Linked DNA regions of Mus musculus: regions 1, 2, 3, 4, 6 and 7 are each linked to region 5. Evidence: chromatin loops called from intact Hi-C (ENCODE). Cell type or tissue: heart. All regions are shown on one strand. Links, peaks and the distances in the headings refer to the core of each region. The heading gives the core; the rest is flanking DNA.

Evidence for each region. A loop is a pair of places that touch in the nucleus more often than their neighbours do. Peaks named below come from ENCODE experiments on the same cell type or tissue, not always from the same donor. Only the 100,000 strongest peaks of a DNase experiment are listed, where the experiment ranks them.
Region 1: a loop joins it to region 5, with 2.2 times the contacts of the local background. A loop is called at or near these places in 3 of 42 quality-filtered maps.
Region 2: it touches region 5 in a loop (2.5-fold over the local background); 3 of 42 quality-filtered maps call a loop at or near these places.
Region 3: a loop joins it to region 5, with 4 times the contacts of the local background. A loop is called at or near these places in 2 of 42 quality-filtered maps.
Region 4: it touches region 5 in a loop (12-fold over the local background); 11 of 42 quality-filtered maps call a loop at or near these places.
Region 6: a loop joins it to region 5, with 2.3 times the contacts of the local background. A loop is called at or near these places in 2 of 42 quality-filtered maps.
Region 7: it touches region 5 in a loop (2.4-fold over the local background); 4 of 42 quality-filtered maps call a loop at or near these places.

The regions. Positions count from the first base shown.
Region 1 is chr16:22,263,531-22,268,020 of GRCm38, reverse strand. Tra2b (transformer 2 beta) reads left to right here and starts at 2,016. Exons shown (of 9, transcript NM_009186.5): 1 at 2,016-2,280. The coding sequence starts at 2,245. In heart, for the core only: a CTCF peak has its summit at 2,004; DNase peaks (open chromatin) are centred at 2,000 and 2,640; H3K4me3 peaks cover 3,133 bases; H3K27ac peaks cover 3,132 bases.
Region 2 is chr16:22,552,626-22,557,115 of GRCm38, reverse strand. Dgkg (diacylglycerol kinase, gamma) reads left to right here. Exons shown (of 25, transcript NM_138650.2): 19 at 630-790. The region is part of intron 2 of Gm15651 (a long non-coding RNA gene); the gene reads right to left. Among named protein-coding and RNA genes, the nearest start is that of Gm15651, 15 kb to the right of the region's middle. In heart, for the core only: a CTCF peak has its summit at 1,900 (motif pointing right); no DNase peak of the experiment used is centred there; H3K27ac peaks cover 1,074 bases.
Region 3 is chr16:21,834,979-21,839,468 of GRCm38, reverse strand. It overlaps a transcript of Map3k13 not described here. Among named protein-coding and RNA genes, the nearest start is that of Gm26744, 8.6 kb to the left of the region's middle. In heart, for the core only: a CTCF peak has its summit at 2,605 (motif pointing left); no DNase peak of the experiment used is centred there.
Region 4 is chr16:22,291,448-22,295,937 of GRCm38, reverse strand. It overlaps the pseudogene Gng5-ps. Among named protein-coding and RNA genes, the nearest start is that of Tra2b, 28 kb to the right of the region's middle. In heart, for the core only: CTCF peaks have their summits at 2,162 (motif pointing right) and 3,343 (motif pointing right); no DNase peak of the experiment used is centred there.
Region 5 is chr16:22,105,523-22,110,012 of GRCm38, reverse strand. The region is part of intron 2 of Igf2bp2 (insulin-like growth factor 2 mRNA binding protein 2); the gene reads left to right. Among named protein-coding and RNA genes, the nearest start is that of Igf2bp2, 56 kb to the left of the region's middle. In heart, for the core only: CTCF peaks have their summits at 1,794 (motif pointing left) and 3,780 (motif pointing left); a DNase peak (open chromatin) is centred at 1,692; H3K4me3 peaks cover 313 bases; H3K27ac peaks cover 1,002 bases.
Region 6 is chr16:22,562,467-22,566,956 of GRCm38, reverse strand. Dgkg (diacylglycerol kinase, gamma) reads left to right here. Exons shown (of 25, transcript NM_138650.2): 15 at 463-542; 16 at 1,596-1,670; 17 at 4,174-4,259. Gm15651 (a long non-coding RNA gene) reads right to left here. Exons shown (of 3, transcript XR_384735.4): 3 at 3,774-3,784. Among named protein-coding and RNA genes, the nearest start is that of Gm41433, 20 kb to the left of the region's middle. In heart, for the core only: a CTCF peak has its summit at 2,192 (motif pointing left); DNase peaks (open chromatin) are centred at 2,206 and 2,616; H3K4me3 peaks cover 533 bases; H3K27ac peaks cover 1,756 bases.
Region 7 is chr16:22,161,163-22,165,652 of GRCm38, reverse strand. It overlaps Igf2bp2 (insulin-like growth factor 2 mRNA binding protein 2), which reads left to right and starts at 2,354. Exons shown (of 16, transcript NM_183029.2): 1 at 2,354-2,867; 2 at 4,347-4,407. The coding sequence starts at 2,690. In heart, for the core only: no CTCF peak of the experiment used is centred there; a DNase peak (open chromatin) is centred at 2,532; H3K4me3 peaks cover 3,297 bases; H3K27ac peaks cover 2,802 bases.

The sequences.
Region 1 (4,490 bases), core at 296-4,295, 160 kb before region 5:
GCCCCTATTCCTCAAGTGCTGGGATTATAGGTGTGCCACCACACCCAACTCTAATGGGAAAACCATAGTAATAAGTGATCCAGAATATCTGCAGCTTAAAAATGCAAGGGTATAGCCGGGTGTGGTGGCGCACACCTTTAGTCCCAGCACTCAGGAGGCAGAGGCAGGCGGATTTCTGAGTTCGAGGCCAGCCTGGTCTACAAAGTGAGTTCTAGGACAGCCAGGGCTATACAGAGAAACCCTGTCTTGACAGCCCCCCCCCCCAAAAAAAAGCAAGGGTATGTAACTGAGGGACGGAGGTCACAGTACAGTTGTGGTGTGCTTGCCTGGAATGGTAAATCTGTGGGTTCGATCCATAGTACAGGAAGAAGAAAACTTAGACAGTAAATATTAGGGAGCTGATGTTGGCTAGTGCTGTTGGAACTAGTAGCTGGCACTAGTAATGTTGGCCAGATGTGGAGCTGCTGCCCAGGGCTGTCTGGTCTTGTTGAGGCTTGACACCATCTGGTGGACATGAGCTCACGTTGAAATGATGACGTGGTTGGTGACTGTGTAAAGCTGGGCTGGCCAGATTAACTACAGTTCTTTCATTAATTAGCTTTTGTTTTATTCATTGAAACTGCGAGTGTTGGATCATCCTGTAGCTCAGAATATTCACGGAAGCTATGTGACTGTCGCTGGGCAGTAGTGCATGCCTTTAATCTCAGCACTTGGGAGGCAGAGGCAGGTTGATTTCTGAGTTCAAGGTCAGCCTGGTCTACAGAGTGAGTTCCAGGACAGCCAGGGCTACACAGAGAAATCCTATCTCGAAAAACCAAAAAAAAAAAAAAAAAAAAAAAAACCAAACCAAACCAAACAAGAAGACTGTCAAAATGGTATTCATCTCAAGAACTCATTTGGCATGGTTTTCTATAGATATCTTCAGTGTTCTTTCATGCTATCCTTAGAGGCTAGAGGGCAGGCGGCTTCTCCCAAACAGAAATCCATTACTACAGGCCCGTTTCTCTTGAATTATTTTCTGTTTTGTGTCACTTTTTGAAGGGGGCCCGCTCATGTAGCCCAGGTTGGCCTTAAACAGCTAACTGTCCTTGGGCTCACCTCTCATGCTGCGATTACAAGGATTACAAGTGTGCACCACCCTGCCTGGCTTTCCTTTCTCCATTTCTTTCTTTCCTTTCCATTTCCCCAGGTGGGAGTCAGGGTGGGGAATGAGACCAGGTTTCTCTGTGTAATCCTGACTGTCCTGGAACTCGCTTTGTATATTCGGCTTACCTGGAACTCACAGAGATCCGCCTTAAAGGCGTGTATTACCACACCAGGCCATAGGATTGATAGTTCATAACTATAATCCCAGGATTTGGGAGGCTGACCCAGAAGGGTTAATACATTCCTAACATCAGCCTAGGCTATATAACATACACGGTGGGTTCAAGGTCAACCCAGGCAACACAATGAGGCTTTGTCTCAAACCTCAATTTGTTTGTTTGCTTTGAGCTAGGGTTTCTCCGTGTAGACCAAGCTGTCCCCAAACTCAGGGATCTGCTTGTCTCTGCCTCTTTAGTGCTGGGATTAAAGGCATGCACCATTAATGCCCGGTTTAAATTGCGAGAGTTTTAAATGGAGGTTTTATTTAGGAAGGAAAGCTCTAGAATTAAGTCTAAATAAACGGGAGGTGAGAATCCAGTGTGTGGCTGTGTTCTCTCCTAGATCATGAGAGAACAAAAGGAGAGGAAACTAGTGAGACAGAACAAAGGCATGGAGGAATGTACAACCATCTCTTCTCTTCTTCCACCCAGGACGGTTCTCTAGAAGGTTCCAGAAACGAGTGTGGCAAGGCTACGGACATCACGGTGTCCCGAGGAGACCACAACAGACGCCCAAAGGCAGGCGCACACTTTCCCGCCACGCTGTGGCCGGGTACTAGGGGAGGGGAGGGGCAGGGCGGTAAGGTAGACGTCACGTCCGGTTTGGGAAGCGCCCCTGCAGGAGAAAGCGGTTGGAAGGCGCGTCGAAGTGGGAGGGGCCAGGAAAGCGCGCCTTCGGGGGAGTGGGTGGGACCAGGTTAAAGAGCGTGGCGTCACATCCGGCAGTGTTAGACCGGTGCGGAGGTGGTGCGGAGCGTGTCGGCTTCGAGCTCCTCGCAAAAGTGTGGCGTCGCGCTAGGCTGCGGCGGAGCCTCTGTAAGGAAGGCGGGAGCTTGACAGCTTCAGGAAAGGCCCGTAGCGGTGACAGCGACCCGGAGTCATGAGCGACAGCGGCGAGCAGAACTACGGCGAGCGGGTAAGCGCGGAGTTGCGCGGGCGGCCGCGGTCCCCACCCTGCTACTTCTTCTAGGCCTCTCGGCCCGGTGCAGCCGGGTGTCGGGAGCCTGACGTGCGGAGGGAGCCGGGGCGCCGGAGGGCCTGGTGGCCGGCGCTTCTCGTCGGAGGGAGGCCGCGGGCGGGCTGTGTGCCTCGCACCCGCCACGACCGTTTTTTTTTTTTTTCCTTTCCCCCCGTTACGGGGCGGGGGGAGGCTAAAGATGGCCGCGGCGTCCGTCGGCGTTGGGGGATGGGAACGGTATCTTCTTTCGCCGTTGCTCTCCTGCGAAGCCGCGCCGCAGCCATCTTGGGCTCGCGGGCCGGGCGCGCTGCCAGAGGCACAAAATGGCGGAGCCGCCGCTCCCTGCAGCCAGGCTTTGCCGCCTCGCCACCCGGGGTCCAAGGGTGAAGCGGAGAAAAGCCACGTGTGGCCGGGAGCCTATGGGGACTGACTGATGCTTTTCGGTTGATGGAGGGCCTCCTGGTCCCGGTAAGGGACAGCTAGCTGTAGGGGGCTCTTGGAGCATCTGGAGACGGAAACGGCTGAGGGGGATTGGGGGCCCCGTTAGTTGGAGGGCTTTGTGCTACAGCGTTTCTCCCATTGTTGAGAGCTTACTGGAATAGAACGCAAGGTCGTTAGGCGTTGTTGTATAGAGCCTCCCTACCCCTGGGGGGACTTGGGAAGGAGAAACCATTGGCGACAATTGATGGCGCTATTAAACTCTGAAGTCGACGGGATTTTATTTTTAAGCTTCCACCTCCCAGAGGGTGAAAATCGGTAGAGGTTGATTAGATTGTATACAATGGGCCTGGACTAGACCCAGCCCCAAAGCTGAACAAATGAGGCGCATGTGGCGTGGCTGTAGAGTTTAGATTAAAAACTGTCACGTGAAGATGCGGAAGTCCAGGGCTCAGTGAACAGGTAATTGCAGTTTGGAAACGGCTTACAAGCATCATAAGAATGGCTGTTTTGCCCTTCCTGTACTAACGTTTTTATTTTCGCAAAAAGTTCACAGGAACACTTAACCACTAGTTCACAGTTTATTTTTTTGGTTAGTAAACTCTAAAAGGCCTTTGACGGTTTGGTAGAGAGCATTCTTGGACTTCCATGGTGAACTTGAACCCAAAAAGAGTAATTTGAACGGATGTAATCTTTTATATACGGAGATGAGTCCCTAAGACAATTTAAAGTTCAGTGTCAACCAGTGCGTGCCTTTTACCTAAGGAAAGAAAGCGATGGGGGAGTGGGACAGAATGTTGTTTTTCTGATAATGGAGAATGGGACCTAGTCTCAGTGATGGGCAAGCCCCTACTACTAAACTACATCCCAACTTGTAAGTTCGTATTGTTTGAGCTCCTAATTTCACCCACATGTACCTTACGATGTTGAGCCTGCCTTCCGAAGTTGAAGTTAGTCTGTTTAGAATTAAAAGCAAATAGTTTTTTGTTGTTGCTTTGGGACTAAATAGGTATGCATCATCATACCTGTGGAAATTTTTCCTAGTATTAGCTGTGGGTCACATTACTCAAGGGAGAAAAAAAGCAATTGAATGAAAGTGGGTACCATTTTGAAAGAGCTGAGAAATTGTTACTCCTGTTAGAGGTTTGGTTTTTTTGTTTTTAGTAAGATGCACCTTCTGGTGATTTTCAATATTTGAGGTAGAGTTACTCTATGTCCCTGTCTTGGAACTTAGCTCTGTAGACCAGGCTAGTCTCAACCCCAGGCGTTTGCCTGCCTCTGCCTCCCTAATGCTGTGGTTTAAGGTGTGAATCAACACATCCTGCTGACCTGACTACTTAATTGGAAATAATTGGGGGGAAAAAGTACTAAAAATCGACTTTCTGATTTATTTCTAAACTTGAAAGTTGTGTAATACTTAAACTCAAATTTTTTGTTTTTAGAGACTTTGTTGTAGCTCTGCCTGTATTGTATTTACCTCAAATATTGAGGTAAACTCAAATTATGTATACCAGGCTGGCTGGCTTCAAACTCATGAGATTCTCCTGCCTCTGGTTTCTGAGTACTGAGGTTAAAAACTCCTGGAGGTGTGTGCACGATCCCCTTTTTGGGCCATGTGTACAATTTTGAGCTACCTGATGTGGTGGGTAGTGGGGCACAAACCCTGCTCTTCCTAAAGTCAGTAAGTACTCTTAACTGCTGGGCCAATTCTCCAGCCCTGTTTTTAATTT
Region 2 (4,490 bases), core at 283-4,282, 450 kb before region 5:
AGGAGACTTTCACACTGAGCGTAACTTGAGCTTATTTGAGACCTCAAAGCCCACACCCACAGTGACACGCTTCCTCCAACAAGGCCACATCTCCTGATAGTGCCACTTTCTCCCTATAGGCCAAGAATTCAAACACATGAGTCCATGGCAGCCATTCCTAGCCATACATCGTTCTACTTTCATGTCTGGTAGGTGGGTGGGTGGATAAATGGTGATAGGTAGAAGATAGATAGGTAGATAGATAAACATATGTGCTTAATCTTTATCCTACATATGAAAGAAAACATAATAATACCTAAGTCTAGCTATTTTGCTTAACATACTCCTTAGTTCTATCCATTCCTACAAATAGCATAAGTTCACTCATCAGCTCACTCACTCTCCAGGGCTGGCTTCAGCTCCGGACCATGACTGCCTCTAGCCAACATGTATTCTATACCTTGCTCTCAGGCTTCCAACTCACACCCAAATGCTTGCTAATTACTCCTTACTGTCCTCCCGCTTCTCTCTGGATCAGAGAACATAGGTGTCTCCAGCCCAAAGACACCTAGAAGTATTCTAGCCACAAAGGCCTGAGCAACAGCCTTGCTTCTCCACTCTGGTGGTACATACCATACCCGTGTTCATAGGTTACGAAGGGGGCAGCTTGACCAAAATCCTGAAGGAAATTGAACAGAGCCCCTTGGTGATGCTGGACCGTTGGTACCTAGAGGTCATGCCCAGGGAAGAGGTGGAGAATGGAGACCAAGTCCCATACAACATCATGAACAACTATTTCTCCATTGGTGTGGTAAGTTGGCCATCAACTGCTTTTCTGCATGACCAACAAGTGTCCATTGACCCTTCCAGACCCCTACTCCTTGTCTGTTCTCTTTGTCCCTAGCCCTGACCTGCAAATCTGGCATGGTGTGGCCACCTTGAACCCATAGACATTCTACCCCTGGACTGTAGAAGAAGTTCTTACTCCTGCCATTTTAGCTAACAGGAGAAAAGACTTAATTTTTCTTTGTATATATCCTTCAGCTAATTAAGGAAAACAAACAAGAGATAAGGCCAGGAAGAAACCCTCATGTGAGTGTGAAGATTTGAGAACTCTGACCACGAGGAATGGCTGCTTGCCTGGACCAGGCTAGGCAGACTTTCCTTGGGCTCACTCGCCTCCACCCAGCCCAACCACACATACTATAAGAGCTTCATACACACCTAGGAGGGTTCTTCTGTTGCTGCCTCTCAGGCTGAGTCCACTGTGACTCCATATAGCCCTTATCACAGACCATCAGTGTTCTCCATGTATTAGACAGAAGGGCTTAATGTGCCTGAATCCACCCTCCTGTGTACAAGTGTATGCTTGCGTGCACCAGTACACATATGCACACACACAGTGCACACATGCAGATGTGCAATACACTCACACACTCACACACACACACACACACACACACACACACACACACACACTCACAGATGGACAATGCCGCCTGTGCTTCCTTCCATCCTCCAGTCTAGTTAGTATAACTCAATCAGTTTGCCACACTGAACTCAGCTCCCAATTCAGAGTATGCACTATTTCCTAGGTTGTTGGTAACAATATGATGAGTGGTATTTTGGTTGGTTGTTTTGATTTGAGTTTTTTTTTATTTATTTATTTATTTATTTATTTATTTATTTATTTATTTATTTATTGAGACAGGATTTCTCTGTGTAGCCCTGGCTGGTCTAGAACTCACTATACAGACCAGGCTGGCTTCAAACTTAGAGATCTGCTTGCCTCTGCCTTCCAAGTACTGGGACTAAAGGTATGCACCACTACCACCCAGTTTGAGTGTATTCTTTAAAAAAATAAAATAAAATAAATGCATTTTGCCTACCGTTATGTCTGTGCCAGGTACCCACAGAGGCCAGAAGAGGGCACTGTACCCTCTCCAACTAGAGTTACAGATGCGTGTGGTAGCTGCCATGCAGGTGCTAGGGGTTGAGCCCAAGTCCTTTGAAGTAACAGCCAGTGCTCTTAACCACTGAGCCATCTCTCCAGTCCCCTCTTCTATTCTTAAATTGATCTGGGGCTTAAGATGGTGGTCCTGGGAAGGACACCTACTGTGTGTTCTCTACAGTGGCAGGCTTATGTAGTCATTAGCACAGCAGTCCTTAGGCCTTGTCCCTGTCTTATGGAAAGGATTGGGGCTCCTGAAGAGCAATGACACACCCCCTTACCCTCCTGTCCCCAGGCCAGCCCTGGGTCTGAGCATCCTTCCTTCCCTCCTTCCTGTGTGTGAGATTGTTTAAGCCACTGTGCATATGAGCTCCTCCAGGCCATCCTCTGGCACCAGACTGAGGGGTGGGTGGTAAGGGTGTGGGATGGAGATGGGGTCTAAAAGACAGCTCCAGGGGATATCAGGTTTAGTGAAGGCATTTTATTTTTTAGTAAGGCTAAGACTAGAAGCATGGGAGAGAAAAGGGCTAAAACTAATGATCTTCCAGTTACAAAAGGTTTGTAGAGTTACCACATCTGCAGTGGGTTTTGTTGTTGTTGCCTGTTTTGTTTGGATTTTTCCTAGTGTTCTGAGTGAAGAACAGTTTCAGGTGAAGGGGTTTGCTTTCATCTTCTCACTCCTACACTCCTGCGCTCATTGCTATGACTGAAGCAAGCAAGGCATAGTGGGTCCAGGGTATAAGACTGAATGTGGAGGTGGTGCACTAGGGGTTCCTGTGTCCTAACTGGCTTATCCCCCTCCCCACCCCACAGTCCCCAATTTATCTATCCAAGCCCTCTTTCAGGGCCACCTGCAGGGAAGGTGCACACACACACACACACACACACACACACACACCTCAGATCCTTTTCCTGCCATAACCATTGTATAACGCACTGATGTTTACCGAGTGCCTGTGGTGCACCCAAGCCAATTATCCTATTTCCCTGTTGCCTTTGTGTGCGTCCAAGCAAGGATCTTGTGCCTGCTCAGCTGTGGGCTCTGCACACCCACCCTCATCTTCACACAGCTACAAGCTGTGGAGTAAAGGAAGTTCTCCAAATCCAGAAGGAGAGAGCTCACAGCACCTCTTTTAAACATGGAAGTTCCTCTCTGCACCAGATTCTGATTTGTAATCTGACTCCATAGCTCTCAGCCAGGTCTGGGGCTCTGCATTTTTAACCAGCCCCTGGGAGCCTTCTGATGCTGGTGACCCTGAGTGAGGCCTCAGAGAATGGAGACAACACAGGAGCAGAATGAATACAGGAAGTGGGTTGGAGGCACAGATGTTAGGTAATGAAGGAGAGGGACACAAGGAAAGAGAGGAAGCTGGCCACAGGACAGACAGACAGATGGACAGGCTAGGCTGCCCAGGAGCTTCCAGTAGGCAGGTTCAAGCATGGCTACCATTAGAACTGTCAATACATCTTCCCTTTCTGCACACAGCTCTGGCTGGAAGGGCCAGAGTTCCCAGTACCTGCCTGTCTCCACTCAGTGCCCTGTAGACAGCCTTCCCTCAACTAGATACCCAGGCCCTAAACACAAGTGCAAGCGCTAGGAAACATGGTTTCAATGCATTCTTCCAGGAGGAAGGAAGGAAGGGAGTCACCGAGGGGGGGGGGGGAGGAAAGAAGAAGCGAATTGCCCTCCAAGGAAGAGCATTGGAACAGAAACCCATCACCTTTGGGGGCCACCACGCTTCCCCACCTGGCTCCAATACTCCAAGGGTATCTGTCCACTGTTCTTTTCATATATCTTTAGTTTGTGCATGTTTATTGTCATATTGTAGACGAGTAAGGAAATGTGACTTTTGATCTCATTGGAGTCCCCTTAGCCTTCTTTTCATAGAATGTTTGCGAGGTTTGTGTGCTTGCTCTTTAAAAGGTGGAAGGTAAAAATCTTGAGAAAATAAGCGCCCAGTCCGCAACCCTGACAGAGGGCAGGGCTGACATTTGCAAAAGGTCTTGCTTCCTATTTGACTTCCCAAACTTTTGAGAGAAGTAGGTATGTAAACCAAACCAGTTCTACCTCCTTATAATGCTTAAACATAGTTGCGTGCGCACACACCCCTGGCAAAGAGATGCCTGTAGTGTCTGCTGCTGTGAAAGATGTGAAATGCCTATTGAACAAATGGTTGCTGCCTTGCAACTATAAAGATAACGGTTATACAGCCACTGTGGTGCCCCGGGGTGGAAACAGAACGCATTTAATAGATAGAGAGTTGAGTAAGACAGACTCTTCGGGCCTGTCCAGGGAGTTTCTTGGGCTCAGTGCCACCATATACTCATATACCAGCCGGAATCATTGAAGACTCTGCTAGTCAGCTTGATGGCCCTTCTAACTGCAGACATCTCCTGGAGAGAAGTCTTGAACACAGTCACCCAGCACATTGCTTCCTCTGAGTTCTCGGGCTTCTTCCTCCCTGCTCTCTATTTTTGGATTAGCTGAAAGGTCAGGATGGCCAGGTATCAGTGACAGGAAGTTAAGAGACTACAAAATAATTCCTGGAGCCTGTGGAAC
Region 3 (4,490 bases), core at 271-4,270, 270 kb after region 5:
GCAAAAATCTCTCAAGAAAGATTATTTTAATATTCACTCCATAGTATAATTGATGCTATGTTCAGACAATATACTTACAACCAAGTAACAAGCCACAATGGAAAAGCTCTCGGTTTCCTGTCACATTCAGTCACTATGCCAAAATAAGGGAGACCTGTCTGTTTTAGTAACAGATAGAAACTGCTGGTGGCTAAAAACTACTTCTGCCCAAATGAATCCATAAGTTCTGACCTAATCTCAATATGGCTGAGGATTAAAGCTTGGCAGGTAACTTAAGTAAGAGATGGCAAAAACAGAGCAAAGTGTGCGAGAAGAGGACTCGGCAGTGTACAGATACCCTGGAAACCACACACAGAGGTTTCTGTAGCTGTCTTTTGCTACTTCATGGGTTCTTCTTTCTTCCACCCTTCTCCACCCTTTTTTCACCTTTTCAACCCCCAACACTAGCTAGGAGAAATAGAAAGGAAAGGGGGTGATGTTATCATTAGACGACGTCCTGCTGATTAACAATGTCGAGCTCCTTGGAACAAGTTTCATCTTTGCTGTCAGAATATCTAATTTATTCTTGCATAGGACTACTTAATAAACTGTGACCAACTGCAACCAACTGCAACCAACAACAACCAACAGCAACCAACCAACAACCCATAAACTTCTTGGTGCTCTAGCCTTTAAATACCTTCCTGAGAATTCTCCAGAATTCCAAATGTCACACAATCACAGAAACTATCTGTGGCTGGTAAAAATCACACACACACACACACACACACACACACACACACACACACACACACACACACACGTCTGCTGCTGGAGCACGAGGCAAATCATAGTCAGCTGCTGTGGGCAATCTGAAATCTACAAAGTAACAGAAGAGAAAGTCCTAGCAGAATTGATGCCTCTGTAGCAAAGGAGTGCAAACATGAAACAAAGAAGCACACCTTGCAAGTTTAGGTGGAAATCCAACACGTCTACCACGAAGGGAGCAGAGGGCAGCAGGTCAGCTCCTGGGGCCTGGGTACTTTAGAGACATAGAAACCACTGTGAGGTAAGTAGCGCTGGGTCTGGGAACACTTGCCACACCCTAGAGCCTCATTTTCAATTTTCCTTGATGCAAAATTCTTGGAATTTTCTTTGAAAATTATCTCCAAAGCCTCCATCCCAGGCACTCCCCTGTGCTGGCTAGCCTCCCTTGACTGTAACTGTCTCAGTCTGCCCATGCTCTTGCTGGAGAGGAAGAGCTAACTCACACTTCAGTGTGTGGCATAGCCCACTACAGGGCATATGAAGAAAGGAGCGATTTTAGAAAGATATTGAAAAGAATGTGGTTGGCACCGAGAAGAAGTAGATAATTTCACTTATTCACTCAGTAAAAAGCATGCTAGTCTGTGCTGGCAGCAAACTGAGATCCGTTAACAAACTAGTATGCAGCCCTGCCCTGAAAAAGCATGGTGTGTAGATCTGAGAACCTGGTTTCCTTAAGACATTTTTACACACAGAATTCAGGACAGGATGGAATTTTCCCTTGAACACTGAATTTTGGAGTTGTTCCCCTGCCATCTTCACTTTTTTTTTTTTTTTTTTTTTCTCATTCTGAGGCTGTTCTAAAAGGGAGAAGTGGAAGCCATTGCTCACACTTCTGTCACGGTCTCTGGTTGGTTGGTTGGTCCTGGCCTCTCTGACAGCGAATGAGCACTGGTCCATTGTACTGGCCTTCTCCTGCCTACACAAGTGTATCCCGGGACTGCCCGCTGTAGCGGTGGATTGGCTTGCTTCTATCCTGAGTGGACTTCAGCCAAAGGCTAACTTCATAGGGAACACCCCATTCTAGAAATAACAATGATAAATACTATGAGATGATATCAGACCTGAAATTTAAATCAGCAAGGCATGGTTCCACTGAAACCTACTCACAACGGAAGCACTGGCCTGGAAAAGACTCGATCTTAGCATAGTTTAGTCTATTAAATTACTCAGGGCTGTACTAAATACGTATCTTTGAAAAGTGTATCCTTTAGAGGACAGGCTGGTGTTTTAAAATGGCTCAGTATGTAAAGAGCCCTTCTGCTCAAGTGTGAGCGACAGAGCTCTGATTCCAGGACAACACAGCAGAGCCAGGAGTGGGTGTGTGGCTCTCTAGCCTTAGCCCTGTGGTGTAGGAGCAAGATGGTGGAGGGGCTCGCTGGTCACTAGTTCCGGGCTCAGTTAGAGGCCATGTCTCAAAGGAATAAGTTAGTAATAAAGGAAGTCACCCAAAGCTCTCCTCTGACCTCCACATGCACAACAAACATGTGTACCCGGATACAATGTCCCTTATACATGTATACACACACATGTACCCCCATACACATGTACACATACATGCATGCGCAGAATTCACACATTGCAAGACAAGCTGTGACTTAATAAAACCTTAAGTGTATTTTCCCAGAGGAGTGTAAACTGGTGCTCACTGCATAGCTGGGCTACGAAACAGTCACAGGTGATGGTGTGCATTTCTGAGACAGCACCACTACACGCTCCTACATGTAAGGCACATGCTTTTATTTCCCTGCACTTGCCTCATTGCATGCTGAGCCTAGTGAGATAATCCATTGCTGCCACCTACTGTAAACCAGAAAAATATTCTTGAAATACTTTCACATTTGAAAGGGAAAGTGCAATGTTGCTGGAATTGCTCAGGAATCATTTTGTCAGAGAAGCGAGTTAACCTCTAGCTAAAGTATCCCAGAATCCTGAAAGGCAATCAATAAGACAATAGGCAAAATAGTAAAGTAAGCCACACAGAAGAGCATCAAATGGCTTTGTTAAGGTATATTCTGTTAAGTTCACACAAGCTCTGCTTTACATCCATGCAGAAACATGAACCTGTTCTTCTGTACTGAGGAAGTCACTCCCAGCACGCACTCTTCCCTCTCTGACCCCGGCTGTGGCTCCATCGTGGACAGCGGCTTTCCCAGCAGATGGGCTGCACTTCAGATGGCCTGAAACTGAAGAAAAGGGGGAAGAAGAGACTCCTGCCTCCTCCTCCAGCCAGGGCTACATCTCAGAGTCAGCACCAGGTCTGAATGAAAGGGCTAAACAACTCAGTCCAGGGACAGTTTCCATGAAAACCACATGGTGATATTTTTAGAGAAGACAAAGAACTCCTTCATGACTTGAAAATGAGTGTGGGTAAGTATGTTACAATGGATATATATATCCAACGAACCAAAGAGGGAGTTTATTTGGAGGAATTTATAAAATTGACAAAATGTAAAAAGAAACAGCTTGTACAATTGTGAGTTCAATAATTATTAAGATAAAGAGATAAATTTGAGATGGTATGGAAGTGGGAAGGATCTGAGAAGAGTTAGGTTAGGGGAGAAGAAAACATAATGAAAATATGTTGTATGAAAAACCTGTTAATTAAAAAGAATCATTAATGTGGATAAATGTAGGAATGAGATGAACAAGGAAAAGGCCCACCTACCAGTTAAGTTACAGATGAAAAGATAGAAAGCTCATAAGAAAAATGTTCAATTTAAACATTAGTTAAAGAAATGGAAATAAAGCAAGATGCCACTTCCTGCTTGCAAAGGGTTTGAGATCCTTTTATTTTGTTGATATGGCAACAACCTCCGTTTGAAAGTCTGAGGAAACAGGTGTGCACACAGTGCCTCTGGCAGTAGGCATAACGTGACAATGTCCTTTAAGGAGCTTAAAGAAACAGTGTTATTGTTTTGAGATTTCGTCTCAAGTTTCCCAGGCGGGCCTCAAACTAGCTGCACAGCCTGGGACGACCTTGAACTCTGAAAGGAGAGACCGAGGAAGTAATTACTGAATGGCAGATCATGTTCCCAACTGGTAGATGGGACCTATCCCACGTCCCACTGTCATGTGAGACAGAGAGCTGGTCTGTCTGCCCCACTCACTGTCCTTTTCCACTTGCACACCAGCTGGTGGACATGAGGCAGAGCATCTTGCACACAGATCTTCTGCTGAGGTCAGACTGGCCGCATGCACACACATGCCCAGTTGTTTCTAGAGTCGCAGCACACTGCACTACTCACAGTGAGTGGATATGTTTACCCATCTGATTTTGATTGTCCCATTTCCATTCGTTAAAATATCCCAGTGGCAGCCATCCACCAACAGCAAACTAGAGGAAAAAGTAAGAGGACGCCGCAGTGGTGTTTGGGTAGAGAAGCTGCCTTGGGCAAGGCACCAGTGTCACCCCATGAGTAGACTCCCATGAGCATGTGCAGGACTCGCTTCTTCCTATCAACAGGGTAAGATCAACATGACTACGGATACATAACTATCACTGTCATCAAAACCATGTCACCTGTCTGCCACCTCTCTCTTTCTCGCACAGTAGCTACAAGGAAGCATGTGGCCATGTTGAAGGGTTCCACATGGCAAGGATATGTGGGGTGATCTCTATGAGCTGAGGGTAGACTTCCTCACTTGGCAGGAAACAAGGAGGTGGGAGAACAGAAGTTCTTAGT
Region 4 (4,490 bases), core at 360-4,359, 190 kb before region 5:
GGAGAGGCTGGAGGAACAAAACAGGTTACATAATCCTATTCCAGACCCCACAAGCCCCAATTAAACAAGGGTAATTACATTATTATGCTGGCATAGATATAATGTTGTGGGTTTTTAAAAAGTTTTAAATTCTCACCCCTCTCTCCAATTATATTTAATATTTAAGTTTTATTCAATTTTTCCAGTGCTCAGGGTTAACCAAGGGCTTCACTTATGCTCAGCAAATGGTTTTCAATAATAGCCGCATCTCCTCAAGCTTCGTCTATAGTTATAAAACATTTTGAAAATTTTTACAAGTTTTGCTTCTTGTTGTTGCTGCTGCTGTTTTGCCATCCATGGCCAAATGTTAACAGGATCATGTAATCAGATCCTATTGTAGCAAGATCTAATCACCTAATTTATGTTTTCTGAATATTATAATATATGCCAAAGTGACCGAAGACCTCTCCTGGATGGTTCTTTTTTTTTTTTTTTTTTTTTGTATGATGCTTTATTGTATGCTACAGCCAGTGTATATAAAATAGTTAAACCTTGTGAGACAGAAATCCATGAAATTCAGAGAGGTAGATGTTAAGGACTGACGAGCAGAAGATAGTGTATTATGGCACGTGTTAAAGAGAAGCTTTTGTACAGACTTCAAATTTAGTTCTCTTGAATATTCACTGGTTCATGAAAAGTGGTTTGAGAAACCTCAAGATAGCTGACTACAAAAAGGAGCAGACTTTCTGGGGTCTGAAGGGATTTGTACTTGAAGACACTCCAGTCAGCAGAGGGTCATGTTGAGCATTCTGCAGACAGAACTGTTTCAAGTCTGCAGCTGCCTGGGAAACCTTCACGCGGTTGAGCCCAGCCTCCAGCCGGAGTTGCTGGACCACCTTCTTCATGGCGGCGACGCTAGAAGAACCCGACATGGCGCTCGGGACAGCCGGGCCGACTCGTCAGTCCGGGCAGGGGGCGGCAGGTCCTCCTGGATGGTTCTTTGCACCTGCCTACTACCCTGGGAGGCTAACCCTTTTGGATTCTGTCTATGTTTGTGTCAAGTTGACAACCCAACCAGCTCAACTAACCTCTTGTCAATAGTCACAAAAATACATCACTATTAAACTATAACCTCTCCTTTCTTGTGTATCCCCAAGATCTCATAGCAGTATCAACATCACAATATAAAACACATTCCAGGGCTGGAGAGATGGCTCAGTGGTTAAGAGCACCGACTGCTCTTGCGAAGGTCCTGAGTTCAAATCCCAGCAACCACATGGTGGCTCATGACCATCTGTAATGAGATCTGACACCCTCTTCTGGTGCATCTGAAGACAGCTACAGTGTACTTAGATATAATAGTAAATAAATCTTAAAAAAAAAAACACACATTCCAACTTTTAAATGTCCCACTATCATTTTTTTTTAAGATTTATTTATTTTTATACATAAGTTCACTGTAGCTGACTTCAGACATACCAGAAGAGGGCATCAGATCTCATTATGGGTGGTTGTGAGCCATCATGTGGTTGCTGGGATTTGAACTCAGGACCTTTGGAAGAGCAGTCAGTGCCCTTACCCGCTGAGCCGTCTCACCAGCCCACCACTATCTTTAAAAATGAAAACAAGTTAAAAGTTTAGTCTCTTTAAAACATCCAAAGTCGGGGCTGGAGAGATGGCTCAGCGGTTAAGAGCACTGACAGCTCTTCCGAAGGTCCTGAGTTCAAATCCCATCAACCACAACCATCTGTAATGAGATCTGACACCTTCTTCTGGTGTGTCTGAAGACAGCTACAGTGTATATAATAAATAAATAAATAATAAATAAATAAATCTTTAAAAAAAAACATCCAAAGTCTTTTCAAAAGTTCAGTCTCTATAAAATATTATGAATCTCATAACTGTGGGTTTCTGTAAAGTCAAACACACACACATTTTCTGACTTCAGGGCACAGTTACATTTGAAACAAAACTGAAGCCCAGCACTGTTATACTCCATGTGAGACATTCTGGCTCCAGGTTTGAGCGGCTCCTCCTCTCAGAGCCTGCCATCTGCACACAGTGAGACTAGACTCATAGTGCATTTCACAGGTGCAGGCAAGGCAGCCTCCTCTCCACTGCTGCTGCTGTGCTTGGTGGTCATCTCAAAATGCACCTTCACCCAGAGCCTCTAGGGGGCGCTCTTCTGGAACTCTGACCTGGGCACATAGTGTCAAGCTTCAACTTTTCTTCATGACCTTTTCAATCCTGGGGCTTCAAACTACAACTGAGGCTGCACCTTCACAAATGGCCTCTCCTGGCCTCTCTCAGGACTAAGACCACCTTGGAGAAACTTATACAATACCAAGTTTGTCTACCAGCATAAGGTAGAGCCTTGACCCCTGTGGGCCACAGCTTTTGTGTGCTGACTCTGAGAAAACATTTCAAAGAAGATTTCACCTCAGTGATGCTGGTCTCTCCTTAATCACAGAAACACAGAATTTTCCCCCCAAAACTGGGTTTCTCTGTTTAGCTCTGGTTATAGACCAGGCCGGCCTTGAACTCAGAGATTTGCCTGCCTCTGCCTCCAGAGTGCTAGGAATAAAGGTATAGTGCCATCACTTCCCTTTTATAAACCACAGATTCATAATCCAAAATATCAGGTGGCCCTTGATATTTGCTCTAAGGGACTCCCAAACTTCCCTCTGAAACTTCACAAGACAGGCTTCCACCATAAGCACTATTCTCAACCGTATCTTCTAGATTCCCATAACATTCTCTAAACTCTGAGAACTCAATAGTTTTTCTAGCCCAAAGCGTCCAACTCCTTCCACAATCCTCCCCAAACCAAGATCAAGTCTGTCATGGTAATATTCCAAAAACCTGGTACCACTTTCTGTCATCACCCCCTCCGCCCCCCCCCCCCCCATTCTCCCATTTATTTGGTTTTGTTTGTTTGTTTGTTTCTCTGTATAACCTTGGCTGTCCTGGAACTTGCTTTGTAGACTATGCTGGCCAGATATACTTGCCTCCCTGGTGCTGAGATTAATGGTGTATGCCACCACCACCTGACTTGATAAGAATTTCTCTTGCTGTGATAAAACACCATGACCAAAAGCAACTTGAGAGCAAAGTGTTTATTTCATCTTACAACTTTTTTTCTTTTCAAGACAGGGTCTCACTGTGTATTTCTGGCTGTTCTGGAACTCACTCTGTAGACCAAACTGGCCTGGAAGTCACAGAAAACCATCTGCCTCCTGAGTGCTGAGATTAAAGGTATGAAACACTTTGCCCAACTAGATCTACATTTTAAAAAGAATTATTTTTATGTGTATGAGTGCTTGAGGCCAGACGAGGGTGTTAGATCTCCTGGGACTGGAGTTAGACATAGTTATAAGCTGCCACTAGATGGCTCATTTTATAAATTTTTAAAATTTTTGTTTGTTTTGTTTTGTTTGTTTTTTGAGACAGGGTTTCTCTGTGTAGCCCTGGCTGTCCTTATAGACCAGGCTGGCCTCGAACTCAGAAATTTGCCTGCCTCTGCCTCCCAAGTGCTGGGATTAAAGGCGTGCGTCACCACTGCCTGGCTTCATTTTATAATTCTTAAGGTCACATTCCACCACCAAAGGAAGTCAGAGCAGGACCTCAAGGCCAGGAACCTGGAAGCAGGAAACAAAGCAGAACAATTAAGAAATGCTGCTTACTGGCTTGCTCTTCATGGCTTGCTCAACTTGCTTTCTTTTTATCTGGGTATTTGAGGTAGGGTCTTATAGTCATCCAGCGGCCCTGGACAAACCGAGTTTACCTGAAACGGGGGGGGGGGGGGGCGCAAAATGAAAAGGACAAGGGGACGGGTGTGAGAGAAGAATGAAGCCAAGACAAGGTTCTGATCAAGGCTCCAAGTTTAATATTCAGCACTGTATTTACATAGGGATGAAAGCCTATCCTTTGTTTCAGCCGGATTATGTTCCAAAGCAAGCTCAGTGGACAGTCTGTTCTTCTAAGTTCCTTTAGGAAGTTGCATGTGCAACCAAGGCAGATGACTCCACCTAGGTCATTAAGGCCAACCTGGCAAACATTCAAGGTCTGCTCAGCCTGCTCAAGGCTGGAAAGAGCACAATTCCCCCTTTTTGTTTTTTAAAGATGAGCAGTACCAGTAGCTGGACGGGGGCACAAGATTGACTTGTTTTCCATAGTCCTGTCTAGGGTAAAGAGTGGCCAGGCGACTGTGCCTGTCTTAGGTCGGTGTCTATATTGCTCCTTCTTACCCGTCTACCCATCATGGAGGACAAACATAGCATTGACGTATGCCTCTGTCTTAGGTTGATAGGAGCTCAAGAACACTCTTACCCATCTCTGACTACCGGCCTTCTATAGCACACTCTTTCCAATTCAGACCAAAGCCATGAAGGACTTATGAATATGCACTCAATGCGCTTCTTCATAGTGATGGATAACTGCCATGGTGAATAGCTAAGCTTGCTGAAAGAGATCCTGTGTGACGACAACCAATCTTTTTAAGATACAAAGTC
Region 5 (4,490 bases), core at 140-4,139:
GCGTCTCAGTAAACCTAGGTTACTTTATTAAGAAGTAGAATTTTTATTTTTTTTTATTTTTATTTATTTATTTATTTTTTGCTGGATGAAAAGTTTAGTACCCTGCGTTTGATGAAAAGATGGAAACTGATCCCATCTCTTAGAAACAGTGACTGGCAGCCTGCAGCCTGCAGAGCACAGCTTCCTCCCTCCTCACTGCCTTCTCTCACTTCTTACAGTGGGAAGTTACTACCTTTTACTCAACCCCTACACACACACACACACACACACAAGAGAGAGAGAGAGAGAGAGAGAGAGAGAGAGAGAGAGAGAGAGAGAGAGAGAGAGAGAGAGAGAGAGAGGTCTTTCCCCTCCCCATAAACAGGATTCCTGGAGAAACCTTCATTCTTTGCTGTCTCTTATTTCAATGGAAGCAGTGGGGCAGGCTACAGATTCCTCTCTTTAGAATAGTTCCTCTTATCAGGACATCAGAAACTCCCAATTTAACTGCTGTTATAATTTAGTGTATCTCCTCCCATATTTTTGTTTGTTTTAATTACACTATTAAGGCATGCACATGTTCATGCATGGTGTTGTAGACTTTTATGTCAACACTTGGAGTTGATCACGGATTTGAGCTACCCTTGGACTCCTGACCTCTTGGGAAACCGCACTACCTAGAGTGTTTCCTTCAGGGTAAGGGCGTGCATTGGTTACAGAAAGATGTTGACAGATCAGAAGGAATTTAAAGAGGAGCTGGCACTGTTGGAAAGTATAGCCAAAGGGCACTGAAAGAGATGTTTGATGGCCGTTAAGAATGAATGTGAAGGGGGCTGGTGAGACAGATGGCTCAGTGGGTAAAAGCACTGACTGCTCTTCTGAAGGTCCTGAGTTCAAATACCAGCAATCACATGGTGGCTCACAACCACCTGTAATAAGATATGATGCTCTCTTCTGGGGTGTCTGAAGACAGCTACAGTGTACTTACCCATAACAATAAATAAATCTTTGGACCGGAGGGAGCAGAGATCCTGAGTTCAATTCCCTGCAACCGCATATGGCTCACAACCATCTGTACAGCTACAGTGTACTCATATACATAAAATAAGTAAATAAATCTTAAAAAAATGAATGTGAAGGACACAAGCACCACATCTTTGCAGTTATCAAAACAGGAATTAAAAATGAATGCTGCACATGAAAATGCTATAACATAACCCAAGACTTCACGCACTAACCTAAAATACTAATTAAAAAAAAATCATGTATGTCTGAGAGTTTTGTTGGCTGCTGGCAGAAGTCAGAAAACGGCATTGGATCCCCTAGAACTGGAGTTAGCTGTGGGCTGCTGTGTGGGTGCTGGGAACTGAACCCAGGTCCTCTACAAGAGGCGACCAGTGCTTTTAACCACCAAGCCAACTAAAACTTAGCTCCTAAAATTAATTTTTAAAAACCTCTAAAAGAAAAAACAGTGTTCAATGTAAAAAAAAAATCATCTTATTTTTATGGTAAAATTTATTAGCTTGAGAATTAAAGTCCTAAAGGAAGTGGGAAAAGCTGTGTAGGAGCCGCTCTGAGCTGCTGAGGGCTCTTGTAGTTCTAATTTTGAAGGCTGAGGTCATGCCTGCTCTTCCCAGCATGGATTTGTCACCTAGTTCTGATTACACAGTTTTGCATATCAGGGTCAGAAGGTGGAGTCTGGTTGCAGTTGGGGGGAAGCCAGGCTGACTCAGCACGATGTCACAGAGAATGTCATGAGCATTTGGGTGTTTTAATTCTATCAGCGTCTCTCTCATGGTGCCCCCTGCTGGGATCTCAGATTATAAACAAGATAGGAGTGTAGCGATAGATAAACTGCCACACTTGGTGAAGTGCAGCAGTAGGTTGCTTACGCAGTTCAGTTGCCCTTGAATCGTCCCTGCATGGGTATGGAACAATCTTGTACATACTGCCAGCGGAGGGGACAGACACCAGGGCTGACACATAAAACCTTAGGTTAAAGCTGCCAAGAGAAGAGCATACAGGATCAGAGCCTTGGCTCTGGCAGCCTTATTAAGCCAGCTTTAGCCACCCAACCACCTCTATAGGCCAATTAAACAAATAATTATGAAAAGTAGAAAAAGAGGTTTATTCAGTGTGGCCACATTAGGAGGAAGAACAGAGATCCAGAGAGAGAACTCTCCCTCCGGCCATCTCCCTGTCCTAACATGCAATTTAGGTTTAAATAGCAGGCAGGAGGCATGAATGAATAACTATCAGTCCTAGGAAAGGCGTGACCCACCCCATCGCTGCAGTTAGAGCACCAGTCTGTCAGACTGAAATCAGCTCACCCTGTGGCTGGAACCAGAGTCCGAGTCTTTGCATTTCCTAGCATGGGACTCCTGGGAACCCCGATGTCTTGGGTCTATTGTGACAACAGTCTTATAGCCAGGGACAGGAGGCAGAAGTGTCTTGTAGGATACCTTTATTCCTGCCTGGACAATTGCACGGTCACCTTGGCATTGTCTCTGCTTTGTGGCAGTCAGGCAAGGGAGGTACCCATCAACTCAGCAGAAACCTGAAGGGCATGTGGTACCTGTCGGGAGGGAGCCATCGGGAGCCCACTGCTGCTCTTGGAAGGAACTTAGCTGGCATGCCAGTCCTAATGAGGACTGTTCTGGATCCAACCAGATGTGGGGGCAACCTACTTTATAATCTGGTTATTTTGATCTAACAACAGTATTTTAATAGGTGACCTGAGGGTCCACTGAGTAAAACTTCTGGGTGCGAGCAAGCCAGCTAGTTTTCAGAGGAGTCTTTTTGGTGTGAGCAGTGTAGTGTGGTCAGGGTGGAGTTAAGGATGTGTGTGCCCGTGGCTTAGATTCATCTGTTCCCACACTGTTCACCTCTAGTGCTTCCTTAGTCACTCACTTTTTGAGTGTCAATTTGGGGACATGTTTGGAATCTGGTGATGACCATGGAGGTAGACCTGGGGATGAAGCAGGTTTCTGAGACTTACAGCTCCGAAGCAATGTTATGAGTGTTTAGTGACCAAGAGTCTTCAGCTTTTTTGACCTCATACCTATTGTATTTTCCCAAAAGAGCCCTGTAATTAAGCTCTTTACCAAGGTCTTGGCTTCAAATTAGACATACACGTGATAACAGAGATAAAGAAATATCATAAAACCCAAGAGAACATGATCTCCCTGGCCTTGGGCAGATCAGTCTTTTTCCTTCTTCCTTCTTCTAAAAGGAGTTGATACTTTTGATTTTTGTTGTTGTTGTTTGGTTTGGTTTGGTTTTTCGAGACAGGGTTTCTCTGTATAGCCCTGGCTGTCCTGGAACTCACGCTGTAGACCAGGCTGGCCTCGAACTCAGAAATCCACCTGCCTCTGCCTCCCGAGTGCTGGGATTAAAGGCGTGCGCCACCACGCCTGGCCTCTTACTTATGACTTTTTTAAAAAGATTTATTTATTTATTATAGTACACTGTAGCTGTCTTCAGACACTCCAGCAGAGGGCGTCAGATCTTCTGACTTACGGATGGTTGTGAGCCACCATGTGGTTGCTGGGATTTGAACTCTGGACCTTTGGAAGAGCAGTCAGTGCTCTTACCCACTGAGCCATCTCACCAGCCCTTACTTATGATTTTTAAGATAGGGTTTACTTATGTGATCCTGGCTGGAAGGAGTTGATACTTTTTGTCTGTTGGTAGAATTTACTAATACATACTGAGTGAAGACATTAGCCTGCACACCGACAGATGCCGATTGCCCAGGGCCAGAGAGACTCTGGCAAAGAGAGGGCTTTCCTCTGGCTGCAGAATCTGTAAGGAGAGTTGTGCCCCCTTGTGACAAAGATGTTAAGAGTCAGACAGTCCTAAAGTTCTTGTGATGCTCGAATACTTGACTCTTTTCTCAGTAACTGAACAAATCCTTAAACTGCAACATGGACATGTTACTTATCGCCAAGTTTGCAAATGTTCCTTTTTTTCCATCCCATTCCATCTATACAGAGTCTGTATGTTTTTAAGGGGTAGACATTTATGTTTATTTCATTTATTTTGTTCTGATTGAATATCTGTTAAATCTGAGCAAAACACCAACAGTCCAGCCTCTCCCTTGGTCCACAGTGTGTTATGTAGGCGGGATTAGGTACGTGCTGACATTTCTCTTTTAACTCTTCCTCATTTAAACTGGTTAGTGTCTTTCCCCATTGTTGTTGGGTCCCACTTTCCCCGAAACATACAGAAGTTGGGAAGGTAGGGCATTTGTGTGCACACACACACATGCATTTATATGCACCACATGAATGTAGGTGCCTAGAGATCAGAGGTCGCTGCAGCCCCTAGAACTGAACTACAAGTGACCCAGCGTCCTCTGCAAAGCAGTAAGTGCTCTAAACCACTGAGCCATCCTTCTAGCCCCATGAATAACTCCTAATGTACTTCTGCTTTAAAAGCATTGATGACTGACTGCAGGATGTTACCGCTGAAAAATAATGGATGGCTGAGCAGTTCAGAACTTGCAAGTG
Region 6 (4,490 bases), core at 174-4,173, 460 kb before region 5:
ACCTGTGGTTCTCAACCTGTGGGTCGAGACCCCTCGGGGCCACAAACTAGACATCTTGCATATTAGATATCTGTATTGATTCATAACAGTAGCAGCACTACAGTTATGAAGTAACAAAATACATTTGTGGTTGGGGTCATCACAACATGAGGAACTGTATTAAAGGGTTGCAGCATTGGGAAGGTTGAGAACTGCTATGCTAGACTATTTTGATCTCGTGTTGTAGGTATAATTTTAAGCGGGTGTCATTCCGCTCTGATCCCGACCTCCAACCCTCATTGCCATTAGCCCCCCTTTAAAAGTCCCTTGGGCTGGAATCAGCCATGTCTCCCCCAGGAAGCTCAGCCGGCAGACAAGCAGCCCCCCTCCTCTCCTCCACGCCTGGGCCTGCCTCCCATCCACCTGCTTTCATCTCATGTCACGACTGAATAAAGCTCACATCTCTTTCTTCTCATTTTTAAGTATAAGATCATCCCTAGCCCGGGGACGCATCCCCTGCTGGTCCTGGTGAACCCCAAGAGTGGAGGAAGACAAGGAGAAAGGTAGGTCCTCTTTTCTTTTAAAATAGGCTAAAACAACCCGACCCAACCCCCTTCCTTCCCTCAGCCCCAACATAGTAGACTGTACAGTCAAAAAAACATGGACCCGTGGCCAGCTCATCATCTGGCCCAGGTGAGTTAATAGCCTGTGCCTCAGTTTCCGCCCCTGCGACATGATAGCAATGATATTACCTCTCACAGGTTACCTTAAGGATTAGAATAGACCTAGTGCTTAGCCTTGGACCTGCCACATGAGCCCCGGTAAAGGTCGCTAGAATCAAGTTCTAAGGGACCTGTTTTATCCTATGCCATCACAAGTCTCTTCTTGGTTTAAAAGACTTGGTGAGGTTCACCTGCTTAGGACTACCTGGCCTAGCCCCAACCCCACCGTATCAGTGAAGGAAACGCAGGTTTGGGCGAAACTGGAGTAAGCTCAGCGGGGTGGGAAGACATGGGGGGCAGACAGAAGCACTCTGCCTCCCAGGCCTGCTCAGTCTGGGAAATGAGCAGATGGTACAGAGAGCAGGATTTCAGGCTTAGAAAAAATAAAATTAGGTAGGGCCAAGTACTATGAGGACCCCACCTCTAGCCTGAGCTAGTCTCAAGGTAGAGCCTAGAAACCAAACCCAGACATAGCCATTGCCTCCAGCCCCACCTCCTCCTGCATGTACTCTTATGAGGATGCTGGGCCCACTCCTTGGGGGCCTTCAGCACCTCTGGACAGTCAACAATAGATGAAATCACCCTACTTAAACCATGCAGAATACCCAGAGGTCTCTAACAGGAAGGAAACTATGTAGGACAGCAGTCCTATTCTCTCCCATAGCAATAAGCAGTCCATAGGGTGGGGCTGGAGTCAGATGGAGGGGCAGCTTTTGGCCAGAGGGAAGGATATGGGGATGCTAGGTGTACTGGGATAGCGGGTCTGCACCCATCACTCCCTGTCTTAGGTTTAAACAACTGGCAGATTTCACCACAGATGGGTCCAAAGGTATTTGCCCCCATGTGACTACTACCTTACCATTTCTCGCCTCTATTGTGTTTTTTCCCCTGTAGAATTCTTCGGAAATTTCACTACCTGCTCAACCCCGAACAAGTTTTCAACCTGGACAATGGGGGACCTACACCAGGGTATGGACAGTCGTCTTCACTCTGCCCTGCTTTGGTCTCTGAAGAAAACACCTTTCTTTGTCTCCTGGCTTTTTCTGCCTACCCCTCACCTTGGCCCTGGTTCTTATTTAGGAAGTTGCCCTGTCTACCTTGTCTCTGAAGGAGGTGTTGATGTCAGAGGGAAACTATGACCCAGTCATTGGACGGACAGGGAGGTCACACTGCTGACTTCCTTGGACTTACTTGCAAGGCTCTTGGCTGATATCGTCGTAGTGTGTAATGATGTCACTCCAAGTCTGTCATGTCTTTTGCTATGGGAGCATTTCTGTCATTGAAACATTCTTTCCCTGAATTACCCAGCTTTGCAGAGATTACAGATCTCCTAACCCTTCTCCCACCTCCCTGACCCCTAGCCAGACAGAAAGAGCTGTTAGAGGGGAGGGGGCAGGACATAGATGGCTCATCTGAAGGTCTGGTGGGTGGAGCTGGCCTTGATGCCATTTAGCCAGTCATAGGTGGTGCCCTAGTGCCACCTGCTGGCAGCTCTGCCAGCACCAACTTCCACGTCTGATCTGAGCTTTTACACCTCCTGACCTGCATTTCTACTCTAGAGTCATTGAGATTCCTCCAAGGGGGCTGGAGTAAGGTGTCTAAAAATGGAACCTGTCCCTGTCTTTCCGTTGTCTGGCACGGAGATTATTTATAGAAATGGAAGCACGAGACCCAGTTAAAAGGAGAACGACACACAGGTGCACATTCACCAATCTGTAAAATTTACTCAGAAGTCGGTCCAGACTCTCCCAGTTGCCACATAGCCACGTGTCAACCGGTTACTGCTGGTTACTGCCAGTTACTGCCGGATAGCACCGCCATGTACCAAAACATCAAGTGCCTTTTCGGCCCTGCTCTCTCCTAGGGTATTTTAGGAGCACAGCCTTCTCGGCCTTTGATTGGTTTTCCTGTGGGTGACAAGCTCAGGGCCTACTTCCAGGGCTGCTGAGCCCAGAGCACCTTCAATGTGCCTGTTTATCTGTACGCAGACAGGCCGTCCAGCTGACGGGAGCCTCTACTCAGAATGTACTGCCTGGAGTAGGGTTCTGCAAGAGAAGGGAGAGAGAATAGTGACTTGCCAACATAGGCATCCGTGCTCAGAGCGCCCCTGGGACTCCTCAGACCATCTGTCTGGGAAGAGAGACATAACGGCACCTCAAGGTGTCCATCGGTCACATTTTCCCCCAAAGCAAGGGTTCTTGACTTTTTCTGCCAGGGACTCCAGTCACAATCTGGTAGAGTATGAACTCCATCTAAAATAATTTTTTTCTAAAGCATAATATGAAATAATATGTGATTTCCAGTGAAGCTAATTATGTTGAGAAGTGGTTACCCAAAACTAAAAAGACAAATTTGTGGTACATAAGAGAATGTCTTCTCTCAACACACTAAACAACAATACCCATAGTCAGGTTCAATAATGACTGTAAACTGAAAGCCACAAGCTCCAGAAATGATAGCATGGAACCTACAGTACAGCCTAACTGAAGTGTTGAAACAGCTGTTATATTCACTGTGACAAAGTTGCAGGTGCTATTGAAGCCTCTGTGGTCTGCTGTCTACATTCATAATTGAAAGAAATGCTAAGTGTCAGTTAGAGATCAGAGAAGATATTAACATTATATTTTCTCTTCCAAGTTCACAAACCTCTGAATTATACCCACAGACTCACCAGAAGGTCAGTGGACCCCAGGTCCTGCTCTTCCGGCTTCATGCTCCCAGGGAAAATGGGGTCTCGCTCCCCATGGCAGGGGGCCCTCAGAGGAGAAAATAAAGACCCAGATAATTAAGTGAACCTCTCTTAAGGAGGTGTAGTATTAGAGACAGCAGTCAGGAGAGTCTGAGAGGAGTCCAAATATTAGGGATGCTTTGTGTTGTTGCCAAAATGTGAAAACTGAGAATTCCTCAAATCGTAGAGGAATTCTCAAAAGTGGCTTTCTACATGCTGAATGTTGGGTCAGAGTCTCCTTCTATTAGGAAGTCAGCACCCCACATACATATACACACATAACTGATTCTTCTCCATAGCTGGGAGCACTACACAGTAAATTCTGGTTCCAGAGTGCTAAGTGACTCTTCCGATCCTGGAAGAATCTGATTCCAGGGACTGGGGAGGACCAGAAGTGTCACGTGCTAAGACTGTCATGTAGCTCATTGATAGTTTGTTTAGCATATGCTGGGCACCAGGGTTCAATCCCCAGCACCACACTCACAAATGCGTGCACGCGCACACACACACACACACGTACACACACACACACACGTACACACACACACACACGCACACACACACACACACACGTACACACACACGCACACACACACTCACACACACACATACACACACACTCACACACACACATACACACACACACACACACGTATGCATGCACTCACTGCACACTTGATACCTGTTGAAATATTAACAGTGTTAGTGACCTAATAACAAGAGCACTGTGGCCTTTCTTTCCAGATTGAACTTCTTTCATGATACCCCAGACTTCCGTGTTCTTGCCTGTGGCGGAGATGGGACCGTTGGCTGGATTTTGGATTGCATTGGTAAGGATGGCCAGGAAGGCCTTTCCTTGTTCTTTATAGTGAGTAGATGTGAAGTCATCAGAAGGCAGTGAACTAAAGGAGGAGCAGAGCCATGCCTTCTCCATCCGGGTGCCTACCCTTGCTTGGACTGCTGCTTGATTAGGGATCTGGAGTGAAGAGTTTTCATCGTAGACTTGGCCTTCAGAAACATGTATGTCAGAGGCAGAGCTGCGCAGTAGCAGAACCAGATGT
Region 7 (4,490 bases), core at 311-4,310, 55 kb before region 5:
CAAGCCCTCTGGAGCCCAGCGGGTTCCTCAGAAGCCCCAGATGGCGGAGCTGTAGGATCTTGTTTGCCCTGCTGCCCTTTGCTTCTGTTTTAGTCAGGATTTTTCCTCCCTCTGGAATGGGAGTCTTTATAATGGCATTGTTACCAGAAATGGGCAACTTGCTTATTAACATTATAGTGGTTCTCAATGAAGTGATAACCCTCAGTCTTTAGAGAGACTTGGGACTTTTCAAACAGTGTTAGGAATATTTAAGATTATAGGGGCTTTTAGAATTGGACTAAATGTATTTTTATTACGAGAAGAAAGCAAAACTTTAGGGAGCTGGGGTGGAATGTTATGATGCTTAATCTTGTCAATTCGATGAGATTTCGAATCACCACAGAGGACACAGGACTAGGTTTAGTGTGGAGGACCTATTATAGATAGAGGTGGCACAGGTTCTCGGGTAGGAGTTCTAGACTACATAAAAAGAAGAAAGGGACCTGAACACCAGCGCTGGGCTTTGCATCCTAGCTGTGAATGCCATGTGACCAAGAAAGACTCCTCAAACTGTGAGCCAAAGTAAACCCTTCTTTGCTCCAACTTCTTTTGGCCGATACTTTGTTGCAGTACCAAAAACAAAAACAAAAACAAGTCAGAAAAACCACAAGAGGTGTGGAGAAAAGTGTCCTTTGTGATCACTAAGGCCGTGCTATCTTCTTGAAATACCATTTACAATGTCAACAAGATAGAACACACTAAAGACAGCAAAAAGCAGCTACCTCCCAGAAAGATGTCTGCAAGTAATCTCAGAGGCAGTGTAAAAGAGGGCTCCCCTCACCCCCGGAAACCTATGCTAAGAAAGAATCGGTCTACTGCATGTGCTGCTCTTCAGGGTAGCCATGGTTTGGCCACAAACACTTGACATGTTTGAAAATGTAATGCAACAACCAAAAAGGCTCCCTAACCTTTCAGCCAGGGAGAACACCAACCCGTGGTAATTCCTTGTCTTCTGTAGCCTGTAACTATGACTTACTGTGAATGGGCAAACATAGCCTTACAAAGATGACGGCCTAATTAGCAGCCTCCGTGTAAATAATCTGAAGGCGGCTTCCAGTCTGCCGTGAGTTGTGCAGCACTCACAAGTTGTTTTCACTGGCGAGCTTCTTCCACATTTTACTCAGGAAGCATCTATCCCTGGTTTATCTGTCAGTCTGGGCAACACTATCAAAGCCCTATTCCCAGTTCTAGAAGCAGTAAAGTCCAGAGAGGAAAATGTGTGGATAGTTGATGAAAGCTAGAATTGAGATGTCAGTAAATATCTAGATGAGAAAGAATCATCCATCACTTCCTTATCAAGACAAGTAATTAAGGACCGCTCCCCCTGTCCTGTCCACCCAGCTTTTAAGTTTCCCTGGGTAAAGAAATGGAAGCAGAGTGCAGTGTGTCACACATTACTCAGCTAGCCTTTTATGTCACCCTCACAAGGGGTGGTTGTTTTATTTTCTCTAGGGATAAAAGTTAGGCTCAGGGATGTTGGCACACTTTGGGGCATACTGCTGGATCTGAGTATAGAGGAGACAGACCCTATGGCCCATGGTGACTTCTCCACCCAGACATACCTCCCAACACGTAAGCCTTCTAAAAAACCAAGGAACACTTCCCGGATCACACAGAAGTCCAAAGCCATCTCACCTCAAAATCCCTCCGTTCTTTTCTGGAGCCCTTTATTTCTACGATTCCCACGGAGCCATGTGACTTAGATTGCCGCTTGGCAATCTGTCTGGCTCCTTCCCGGGAGAGGGACTAGGACCCTGCCTCTTCCGTCCTCCGCGTGGAAGGACAACTTTCTTCTCCAGTTCCTTCCCTCTCCAGTTCCTTCCAGAGTTCAGGGAACGCCTACCAAGCCTGGGACTGAAACCCGCCCCTCAGCCTGTGCATCGTCACCTCGGCCATCACCTGGCCTCGGGTCTGGCTCTCCTTTCTTGGTTGGGGAAACCGAGGCTCGGCGCCACGGTAACTTTACTAGAATACACGGTCTGGGGGAGGGGACCCGTGTGTTCCTCCGTCCTTTGACCACATGCGCCCCCTTCTTCCAAGAGCTTGGCTCGCAGCGAGTCTCTAGATCGGTGCGTGGCTCGGGACGCGCGAGGAAAGTTGTCAGCCCTAGCGTGCAGAGCTCTCCTCAAGGTGCACCTCACTCTGGCCCCGCGCCCACGTCGCGTCCACCTTGCACACACCCCGCCCACGTCCGCGCCCCTCACCTCCCGCGCGCCGCCTGGCTCCGCCGCTCCCGGCCCCGTTGGGGCCGCCGCCGCTTCCGCCCGCCGGGCGCGCAGCCTGGGAGCGCCGAGCCCTCGGAGCGCGCGGCGCGGGACGGGCAGGGCGCGCACTCTCGGCGGTGCACACGCCGCTCCAACTCTCAGGCGCGCGGGGTGCGTCCGCCCGCCGCCGCCGCCCCGGCACCGGGAGGCAGAGCAAGCGCTTTGTCCGCACGCCCGCTCGGGACTCTGCCCGGAGGAGGCAGCCGCGCCGAGTCCCCGCCTCCGCCTCTGCCCCCGGGCGGGCCGGGCCGGCCGCGGTGGGGGGAGCCAGGCTGAGGGCGAGGGTGGGGGCGGGGGCGGGCGCAGGAGGAGAGAGGAGGGCAGCGGAGGCGGCGGGAGCGCCGGGTGCCGGGCCGGGGGAGCCGCGGGCTCTCGGGAAGACGCGGATGATGAACAAGCTGTACATTGGGAACCTGAGCCCCGCCGTCACCGCCGACGACCTCCGGCAGCTCTTCGGGGACAGGAAGCTGCCCCTGGCGGGACAGGTCCTACTCAAGTCCGGCTACGCCTTCGTGGACTACCCCGACCAGAACTGGGCCATCCGCGCCATCGAGACCCTCTCGGGTGAGCACTCGGCGCAGCCCACGCCGCGCCTCGCCGGCTCGGGACGGCGGCAGCGGGGAGGCCGAGCCCCATGGGCCGCGCCCGCCGCGACTCCCGAGCCCTCACGCTCACTTTCACGCACCAGCCCCGCGACTCTCGCGGCGGGCTGGCTCCGGGATGGCCGGCTGCCCTGCCCCCACCGCGGGGGCTAACACAGACCCTTGGGCCTCAGAGTCGAGGCGACCCTGTGCCCCTCCGAGGGTCCCCAGGCTCGCTGGCTCCCTAGGAGCGCCCCTGGAGTGCCCAGCTGCTCTCCAGAGCTTCCCCCGCCCCCACCTTTGCAGAGTCCCCCGTTTTTCTTTTTCTAGACCCTTCTAGTACCCCCTTTGCCAGGGACCCCCCCAAATCCAGCATCTCTCCTCCTAGCCAGACCTTCCTTCTTCCCATGCCTCGTGCCAAAGACCTCTCGCCCTCTGTCGTCTCCCAAGCCGCACTCTCCTTTTGAGACCCCCTCTTGTCTTCTGGCCCCCCACTTTCGGCATCTCCTCGACTTCACCTACTGAACCCTTCGAGGTCTTGGGGTTTTTCCCCACCTGGCCCTTGTCGGACCGCACATCTCCCTCGGTCCTTTCCCGAAGCTCAGTTCCCTCTCTCTGGTCTCGGAAGCGCTCCTATTTTTCCCTGAATTTTTTGTCCGATTTTATTGAGAAGAACTCGGGGCTGGGGGCTTTCCGCCTCCCGTCTCCCCGCCTCCTGCTCGGCCAGGAGCACCTTTTTACGAGGTACCCTGTCTCAACTCGGTGGGGGCCCGGGCTGAGAACCGGGAAAGAGGCGACCGGGGGGCCCGCGAGCGCGCTGGAGCCCGGACGGGAGTCGGAGCGCGACACTCGCCCGCGCGCGCGCTCCCAGCTCGCATCCCGCACACGCACGCGGCGGGCCACGCTCCCGGGGGCCTGGGACCCCCGGCCCCGCAAGGGAACCCCCTTCTTTGGGAAACCTGTGCGGCGGGGCAAGCTGGCGAGACCTTTGGGTCACCCCAAAGCAGGCGTCCGCAGAGCCAGGGACTCCTGTGCGTGTCCCCGGGACCGCTGTCAGGGAGGGCAGGGGGCGAGCGCCTGGGAGCCTCCGGGTCCCGGGATGGCGGGATGGGGTGCTGGGGGCCGGAGAGACCGAGGCGCGCCAGCCTTGCAGCTTGAGTTTCAAATGAGCTCATCTTTTCAAATTGGCGCCGCTCTTTATTAAATGTGTTTTTCCGGTAATGCCACCCACAGCTATACCTGGGGTCGGAACCGGGCTTGCGCCCGTCCCTCCTCGCTCGTTACCCGGGGCGTCCACTTTTCATCACAGTTGGCGCTAAGTTCGCCCAGCTGCGGCCGGGTGGAGACCCCTTGAAGGCTCCAGAAGGAGGAGCCCGAGCGCGGAGTAGTGTGCGAGCCCCTCCTTGACCCCCGCGGGTTTGACTCTGGGAGGTTCTGAGTGCTTTAAATTTCTGTTTTAAAGGTAAAGTGGAATTGCATGGGAAAATCATGGAAGTTGACTACTCAGTCTCTAAAAAGCTAAGGTAAATATATTTTGCCTAGTTCTTTTTTTCTTTACCCCTTCTGTGGTTGGGCTTCCATACGCATAACTAAAGAAATACGCTCA